Linked DNA regions of Homo sapiens: region 1 is linked to region 2. Evidence: read pairs that join two places in POLR2A ChIA-PET (ENCODE). Cell type or tissue: CD4-positive, alpha-beta T cell. All regions are shown on one strand. Links, peaks and the distances in the headings refer to the core of each region. The heading gives the core; the rest is flanking DNA.

Evidence for each region. Peaks named below come from ENCODE experiments on the same cell type or tissue, not always from the same donor. Only the 100,000 strongest peaks of a DNase experiment are listed, where the experiment ranks them.
Region 1: POLR2A ChIA-PET joins it to region 2 with 9 read pairs; 11 of 35 experiments call an interaction of 5 or more read pairs at or near these places.

The regions. Positions count from the first base shown.
Region 1 is chr19:6,534,338-6,539,070 of GRCh38, forward strand. It overlaps TNFSF9 (TNF superfamily member 9), which reads left to right. Exons shown (of 3, transcript NM_003811.4): 3 at 263-1,587. The coding sequence ends at 729. Among named protein-coding and RNA genes, the nearest start is that of TNFSF9, 5.7 kb to the left of the region's middle. RefSeq lists enhancers at 528-717, 1,578-1,667, 2,418-2,517, 2,828-3,037. In CD4-positive, alpha-beta T cell, for the core only: no CTCF peak of the experiment used is centred there; a DNase peak (open chromatin) is centred at 1,984; H3K27ac peaks cover 214 bases; H3K27me3 peaks cover 245 bases.
Region 2 is chr19:6,777,209-6,781,208 of GRCh38, forward strand. The region is part of intron 1 of VAV1 (vav guanine nucleotide exchange factor 1); the gene reads left to right. Among named protein-coding and RNA genes, the nearest start is that of VAV1, 6.5 kb to the left of the region's middle. In CD4-positive, alpha-beta T cell, for the core only: no CTCF peak of the experiment used is centred there; no DNase peak of the experiment used is centred there.

The DNA of each region.
Region 1 (4,733 bases), core at 1-4,000, 240 kb before region 2:
TTTCCCTCCCCTAGCTCTACCCCTGCTCAGAGTCCCGCCCCCAACAACCTCAGTTCTCTTCAATCAGCACCCCCCCAACGCCCCCCCCACCCAGGCTCCCCGCTCTGCTCCCCTGTCCCGCTCCCTGCCCCGCCATTCCCCGCCCCCCGGCCCCTGACCCGTTCTTTTCTCCCAGGGCTGCGCTGACATGTTCGGTGCTCAGCCACGCTCAGCTGTGCTGGGACATGCTCAGCTAAGCTAAGTGCATGCTTTCCTCCCACAGTTCTGCTGATCGATGGGCCCCTGAGCTGGTACAGTGACCCAGGCCTGGCAGGCGTGTCCCTGACGGGGGGCCTGAGCTACAAAGAGGACACGAAGGAGCTGGTGGTGGCCAAGGCTGGAGTCTACTATGTCTTCTTTCAACTAGAGCTGCGGCGCGTGGTGGCCGGCGAGGGCTCAGGCTCCGTTTCACTTGCGCTGCACCTGCAGCCACTGCGCTCTGCTGCTGGGGCCGCCGCCCTGGCTTTGACCGTGGACCTGCCACCCGCCTCCTCCGAGGCTCGGAACTCGGCCTTCGGTTTCCAGGGCCGCTTGCTGCACCTGAGTGCCGGCCAGCGCCTGGGCGTCCATCTTCACACTGAGGCCAGGGCACGCCATGCCTGGCAGCTTACCCAGGGCGCCACAGTCTTGGGACTCTTCCGGGTGACCCCCGAAATCCCAGCCGGACTCCCTTCACCGAGGTCGGAATAACGTCCAGCCTGGGTGCAGCCCACCTGGACAGAGTCCGAATCCTACTCCATCCTTCATGGAGACCCCTGGTGCTGGGTCCCTGCTGCTTTCTCTACCTCAAGGGGCTTGGCAGGGGTCCCTGCTGCTGACCTCCCCTTGAGGACCCTCCTCACCCACTCCTTCCCCAAGTTGGACCTTGATATTTATTCTGAGCCTGAGCTCAGATAATATATTATATATATTATATATATATATATATTTCTATTTAAAGAGGATCCTGAGTTTGTGAATGGACTTTTTTAGAGGAGTTGTTTTGGGGGGGGGGGGGTCTTCGACATTGCCGAGGCTGGTCTTGAACTCCTGGACTTAGACGATCCTCCTGCCTCAGCCTCCCAAGCAACTGGGATTCATCCTTTCTATTAATTCATTGTACTTATTTGCTTATTTGTGTGTATTGAGCATCTGTAATGTGCCAGCATTGTGCCCAGGCTAGGGGGCTATAGAAACATCTAGAAATAGACTGAAAGAAAATCTGAGTTATGGTAATACGTGAGGAATTTAAAGACTCATCCCCAGCCTCCACCTCCTGTGTGATACTTGGGGGCTAGCTTTTTTCTTTCTTTCTTTTTTTTGAGATGGTCTTGTTCTGTCAACCAGGCTAGAATGCAGCGGTGCAATCATGAGTCAATGCAGCCTCCAGCCTCGACCTCCCGAGGCTCAGGTGATCCTCCCATCTCAGCCTCTCGAGTAGCTGGGACCACAGTTGTGTGCCACCACACTTGGCTAACTTTTTAATTTTTTTGCGGAGACGGTATTGCTATGTTGCCAAGGTTGTTTACATGCCAGTACAATTTATAATAAACACTCATTTTTCCTCCCTCTGGAGAGTTGGTTGTTAAATTACCAGCACACGCTGTCCGTCTCTGCTCTACAGAGCTGGCCAGTTTCTTCAGCCCCATAGTTTCCCCACCATACAGATCTTTCACGGCCACCCCTATAACTAGACACATCCTCTGGCTGGCTAAGATAGCCCTGTGATTCTGCAACCCAGGGCTTAACATGTGATTTGTGGGGAGAGGAGGATGGTTCCCCCCAATTCTGGTCCAGGAGCCAGTGTCAAATCTGATTAGTCAAATCTGATTGGTCACCGCCTGTCTGGTAGCGGGTTGTTTGCCTGTTTTGAATAAGACCCCTGGCAACAGGTGATTCAATTCTCTCGTCCCAGCTGATTGGGTCAGGTTGGACACGTGACTTGAGCTGGGCCAATCAGGTCTCCCCAGAAATGTGGGTGGGCTGGACCACAGAGGCTAGAGAGTGGAGAAGAGGAAGTTGTGCAAAGACTCAGGTGTGACCACAGAGTTCCAGAGAGACACCAGAGCTACTTTGATTTCCTTCTTGCCTCTTGCTGGTGACATGGGTTGCCATTTTAATGGCAAAACTGCAATAACTTTTGCCTCAACCTAATAGATTTCTAGGGCTGCCATAAGAAAGTACCGTAAAGTGGGTGGCTTAAAGCAAACGAGCTTTGTTCTCGCTCGGTTCTGCAGGCCAGAGTCCAAAGTCAAGGTCTTGACAGGGCCATGCTCATTCTAAAGGCTCCAGGGAGAAGGCCTTCGTTGCCTCCTCCTAAGTTCTGGTGGTTGCCAGCAATCCTCCAGTCTCTGCCTCTGTTGGTCACATGGCTGTGTTCTTTCTGTGTGACTTCATTTCTTTGTCTCTTCTTCCTGTTTTTTTCTTTGAGATGGAAGGAGTCTCACTCTGTCACCCAGGCTGGAGTGCAGTGGCGCCATCTCGGCTCACTGCAACCTCCACCTCCCGGGTTCAATCAATTCTCCTGCCTCAGTCTCCCGAATAGCTGGGATTACAGGCACATGCCACCACACCCAGCTAATTTTTCTATTTTAATAGAGACTGGGTTTCACCATGTTGGCCAGGCTGGTCTTGAACTTCTCCTGACCTCAAGCGATCCACCTGCCTTGGCCTACCGAAGTGCTGGGATTACAAGCATGAGCCTCTATGCCCGGCCTCTTCTTCCTTTTTATGTATTGTTTTTTTTGTAGAGACAGGGTCTTGCTATGTTGCCTAGGCTGGTCTTGAACTCCGAGCAACGCTCCTGCCTCAGACTCCCAAAGTGCCAGGATTACAGGTGTAAGGCACCAGGCCCGAACTCTCCCCTTTTTATAAGGACACCAGTCATGCTGGATTCAGGGCCCATCCTCTTCCAATATGACCTCATCTTAATTTAAATAATTACATCTGCAAAGACCCTATTTCCAAAGAAGGTCATTAATATAGTTTGGCTCTGTGTCCACACCTACTTTTTTCTTTTTTTTTTTGAGAAAGACTCTCATCAGTTGCCCAGGCTGGTGTGTAGTGGCGCAGTCTTGGCTCACTGCAACCTCTGCCTCTTGGGTTTAAGTGATTGTCCTGCCTCAGCCCCCTGAGTAGCTGGGATTACAGGTACAGGCCACCACTCTTGGCTATTTTTTTTGTATTTTTAGTGGAGCTGGGGTTTTGCCATGTTGGCCAGGCTGGCCTCGAACTCCTGACCTCAAGTGATCTGCCTGCCTTGGCCTCCCAAAGTGATGGGATTACAGACGTGAGCCACCGTGCCTGGCCCCCTTGGGGTTCTGAGCTCCCCTAAGCTAAAATCAAGTTGACTGAAGGATTGCTTTCCTTCTGGAGGCTCTAGAGGATAATTGCTTTCCTTGTTTTTCCAACTTCTAGAGGCTTGTTTTTAATTTAATTTAATTTAATTTTGTAAAGACGGGGTCTCCTCATGTTGCCCACGCTGGTCTTGAACTCCTGACCTCAAGGGATCCTCCTGTCTTGGCCTCCCAAAGTGTTGGGATTACAGGCGTGAGCCACTGCACCTGGCAATTTTATTTATTTTTTTGTAGAGATGAGGTCTTGCTATGTTGCCTAGGCTGGTCTCAAATTCCTGGGCTTGAGCAATCCTCCACCATCTGTAAGAATTAAAGAAAGAGGAAAGAAACATGAAAGGTGGCTTAACAGTCAAGGACAGGTTTATTTTAGAGAAAATAAACCTGAGAGGGGCTTCTAGCCGAGTTAGGTCAGAGGCACACTCTCTTACAGACTAGGAGTTTTTAAGCATTTATTCAGGGAGTTTATCAGAGGCTTGGACTGCTTCTGTGTTTCTTTCTTTCTTTTTTTTTTTTTCTTAGTTGAAGTCTCACTCTGTTGCCCAGGCTGGAGTGTGGTGGCACAATCTCAGATCACTGGAACCTCTGCCTCCCTGGTTCAAGTAATTCTCCTGCCTCAGCCTACAGAGTAGCTGGGACTACAGGCATGTGCCACCACGCCCAGCTAATTTTTGTGGTTTTTTTTTTTTTTTTTTTGAGACGGAGTCTCGCTCTGTCACCCAGGCTGGAGTGCAGTGGTGTGATCTCGGCTCACTGCAAGCTCCGCCTCCCGGGTTCATGCCATTCTCCTGCCTCAGCCTCTGGAGTAGCTGGGACTACAGGCGCCTGCCACCACGCCCGGCTAATTTTTTTTGTATTTTTAGTAGAGACGGAGTTTCACTGTGTTAGCCAGGATGGTCTCGATCTCCTGACCTCGTGATCTGCCTGCCTCGGCCTCCCAAAGTGCTGGGATAATAGGCGTGAGCCACCACGCCTGCCCCACAAAGAATTACAAATAAAGCTTTCACTCTTCTTATGTAAAGACCTGACAATGCATACAATGGTCCACTGTTGATTTGGAAGCAGGGACAGTTTTCTATTACAGTCTGTTGATTGTATTGTATAATTGTTAAGGGAAAAAAGGAAAATTATATTTCTGTTTGTTTGTTTGTTTGTTTTGAGATGGAGTCTAGCTCTGTCACCCAGGTTGGAGTGCAGTGGTGCGATCTCAGCTCACTGCGACCTCCACCTCCCTGGTTCACAAGCAATTCTCCTGCCTCAGCCTCTTGAGTGGCTGGGGTTACAGACATGCGCCACCACGCCCAGCTAATTTTTGCATTTTTAGTAGAGACAGGGTTTCACCATGTTGGCTAGGCTGGTCTC
Region 2 (4,000 bases), core at 1-4,000:
TCATCCATCCATTTATCTGTTTAACTATCCATCCATCCATCCATCCATCCATCCATCCATCCATCCATCCATCCATCCAGCAATGACAAGGTCTGCCAGGCCCTGTTCTTGGTGCTGGGGACAGTGGGAATAGCACACACACACAAAAACCCCTGTTGTTGAGGAGCCTGCATTCTAGTGGGGGAGGCTGACAGTGAAGAAATAAGACAATGTATAAGTCATCAGGAGGTGGTATGTACTGCTCTGGAGAAAACAAAGTGGAACAGGGTATGAGGGGGGCACTTTGACGAGGAGGGCTAGTGGTAAGGTGACATTGCAGCAGAGACCTGGGGAAAATTAAGGAATGAATCATGTGGATCTGGGGAAATGGTGTTCCAGACAGTGGTTACTGCCAGTGCAAAGGCCCTGAGGTAGGAGCCAGTCAGTGCCTGTATGTTCAGGGCAGTGACTGGCCCAGCTGGTGGGAATGGTGCAGGAGGTCAGGTTGGATGAATCTCCAAGCGGCTGGTCCCCTTGAGATCTGAGGCCCAGGGAGAGAATGATACCATCATGAGAAGCCACAGCTATACTGAGACACCCAACTCTCAATTATGAATTTTGTTTTTTTTAAATGAGACAGAGCCTTGCTGTCTCCCAGGATGGAGTGCAGTGGCATGGTCCCAACTCACTGCAGCCTCCACCTCCCAGGTTCAAGCAATTCTCCTGCAGCAGCCTCCTGAGTATCTGGGATTACAGGCGCCTGCCACCACGCCTGGCTAATTTCTGTTGCCCAGGCTGGAGTACAGTGGCATGATCTTGGCTCACTGCAACCTCCTCCTCCCGGGTTCAAGCGATTCTCCTGTCTCAGCCTCCTGAGTAGCTGGGGCTACAGATGCGTGCCACCATGCCTGGCTAATTTCTGTATTTTTAGTAGAGACAGGGTTTCAGCATGTTGGCCAGGCTGGTCTCGAACTCCTGACCTTAAGTGACCCACATGCCTCGGCCTCCCAAAGTGTTAGGATTGCAGGCGTTAAGCCACCACGCCCAGACACCACTGTGCTCTTGAAGTCCAAAATCTGGGCTGCGGAGATGGAACTTGAAGGCCAAGAGACTGGAGAGGAAAGAACAGATGGTTGGAAAGATCCACCAGGACATGGGAGCTGGTTAGACCTAGGATGTGGGCAGCTGCTGGGGCCAAGATGATGTTAAGTTCCCCAGCCCCAGTGAATAGTGGGGAGAGGGTGGGACAGTTAGAGTAGGGGGTGGACTGGGGAGTGGGTTGGGTGGTGGCTTTGGAGAGCCACACCTGGGTTCAAATTCTGGTACCACCACTTCCTGGTTTCACCTCTCTGAGCTTCAGTTTCTCCATCTGTGAAACATAGATAAAAATGGCACCTTTTAAGGCTGGGCGGTGGCTCACGCCTGTGGTCCCAGCTACCCGAGAGGCTAAGTGGGGAGGATCACTTAAGCCTGGGCTGCAGTGAGCTGTGATGGCACCACTGCATTCCAGCCTGGGCAACAGAGAGAGACTTTGTCTCAAAAAACAAAACAAAACAAAACAAAACCCAATTTTGCCTGGGTGTGGTGGCTCGTGCCTGTAATCCCAGCACTTTGGGAGGCTGAGGTGGGAGAATTGCTTGAGTTCAGGAATTCAAAGCCTGGTAACATAGTGAGACCCCGTCTCTACTTTTTTTTTTTTTTTCTTAAGAGACAGAGTTTTGCTCTGTCAGCCAGGCTGGAGTGCAGTGGTATGATCACAGCTCACTGCAGCCTCGAACTCCTGTACTCAAGCAGTCCTCCTGCCTCAGCCTCCCGAGTAGCTGGGACTACAGGTGTGCACCGGCATACCTGGGTGATTTTTTTGTTTGTCTGTCTGTTTTCTGAGACAGGGTCTCAATCTGTCACCCAAGCTGGAGTATAGTGGTATGATCACAGCTCACTGCAGCCTCGAACTCCTGTGCTCAAGCAGTCCTCCTGCCTCAGCCTCCTGAGTAGCTGGGACTACAGGTGTGCACCAGCAATACCTGGCTAATTTTTTATTTTTTGTAGAGATGGGGTTTTGCTATGATGCCCAGGCTGGTCTTGAACTCCTGGCCTCAAGCAATTCCTCCCGCCTTGGCTTTCCAAAGTGCTGGGATTACAGGCATGAGCCACTGCACCCGGCCAGAATAGAGGTTCTTATCTCCATCCTCCCATAACAGGAAAGATGACACATGCCACCCACTGCTCTATGCTTGCTTTCCTCACTAATCACCTTGGCAGTCTTTCCAAGTCAGTCTGTAGAGATTATAATTATTCTTTATAACATGACTGCGTATTCCATTTATTTCAAGAAAGACTTACATTTTGCTCGCCCTGTGCTAGACATTAGTCTAAACCAGGGAGGGGCCTGGCTGGATGCAGTGGTTCAGGCCTGTAATCCCAGCACTTTGGGAGGCCGAGGCGGGAGGATTGCTTGGGTACAGGAGTTAGAGGCCAGCCTGGGCAACAGAGTGTGACCTCGTCTCTATAAAAATGAAAAATAAAACTAAAATAAAGCTGGGGGCTGGGTGCGGTGGCTCATGCCTATAATCCTAGCACTTTGGCTTACAGGTGTGAGCCACCGTGCCTGGCCCAATTATAGCTTCTAAAAAATAATAAAAGGCCGGGCACGGTGACTCACACCTGTAATTCCAGCACTTTGGGAGGCCGAGGCGGGCGGATCACAAGGTCAGGAGATCGAGACCATCCTGGCTAACACGGTGAAACCCCGTCTCTACTAAAAATACAAAAAATTAGCCGGGCGTGGTTGCGGGCGCCTGTAGTCCCAGCTACTCGGGAGGCTGAAGCAGGAGAATGGCATGAACCTGGGAGGCGGAGCTTGCAGTGAGCCGAGATCAGGCCACTGCACTCCAGCCTGGGCGACAGAGCAAGACTCTGTCTTAAAATAATAATAATAATAATAATAATAATAATAATAATAATAATAATAACCTCATCCATGAATCATTTTCCAGCTCCTCTGCTGTGTGATCTTGGGCACATTAGTAAACCTCTCTGTTTCCTGGTTTCTCATCTGTAAAATGAGGATGCTAAATCCCTATTTACAGCATCATTGTGGGGGATAAGTGTATTATTATAAAGAACCTAGAAAAGTGTTTAGCTGCATATGCAGTTGTGTGTTGCTTAATAAAAGGAATCTGTTCTGAGAAATGCGTAGTTAGATGATTTCACAGTTGTGTGAACATCAGAGTACATTTACATAAACCTAGAGGGTACAGCATACTGCACACCTGGGCTATATGGTATAACCTATTGCTCCTAGCTACAAACCCGTACAGCATGGGACTGCACTGAATACTTACCATTGCATTAAAAGATTGCCTTCTCCTTTTCTTTCTTTTTTCTTTTTTTTTTTTTTTTGGGACGGAGTCTCACTCTATTCCTCAGGCTGGAGTGCAATGACGTGATCTCAGCTCACTGGAACCTCCACCTCCTGGGTTCAAGAGATTCTCCTGCCTCAGCCTCCCGAGTAGCTGGGATTACAGGCACGTGCCACCACATCCGGCTAATTTTTTTGTATTTTTAGTAGAGACAGGGTTTCACCATGTTGACCAGGCTGGTCTTGAACTCCTGACCTCAGATGATCTGCCCGCCTCAGCCTCCCAAAGTGCTGGGATTACACGTGATAGCCACCATGCCCAGGCGATTTCTTATCATTTATACCATATTTTATACAAAGATTTCTTATCTTTCTTTTGAGACAGAGTCTCACTCTGTCACCCAGGCTGGAGTGCATTGGCACGATCTCTGCTCACTGCAACCTCCACTTCTTGGGTTCAAGTGATCCTCCTGCCTCAGCCTCCTGAGCAGCTGGGACTACAGATGCACACCACCAAGCCCACCATTTTTTAAAGTAGAGATGGGGGTCTCACCATGTTGCCCAGGCTGGTCTCAAACTCCTGGCCTCAAGAGACCCTCCCACCTCGGCCTCCCAAAGTGCTGGGATGATAATCGTGAATCATCGTGCTCCACCCAGTCC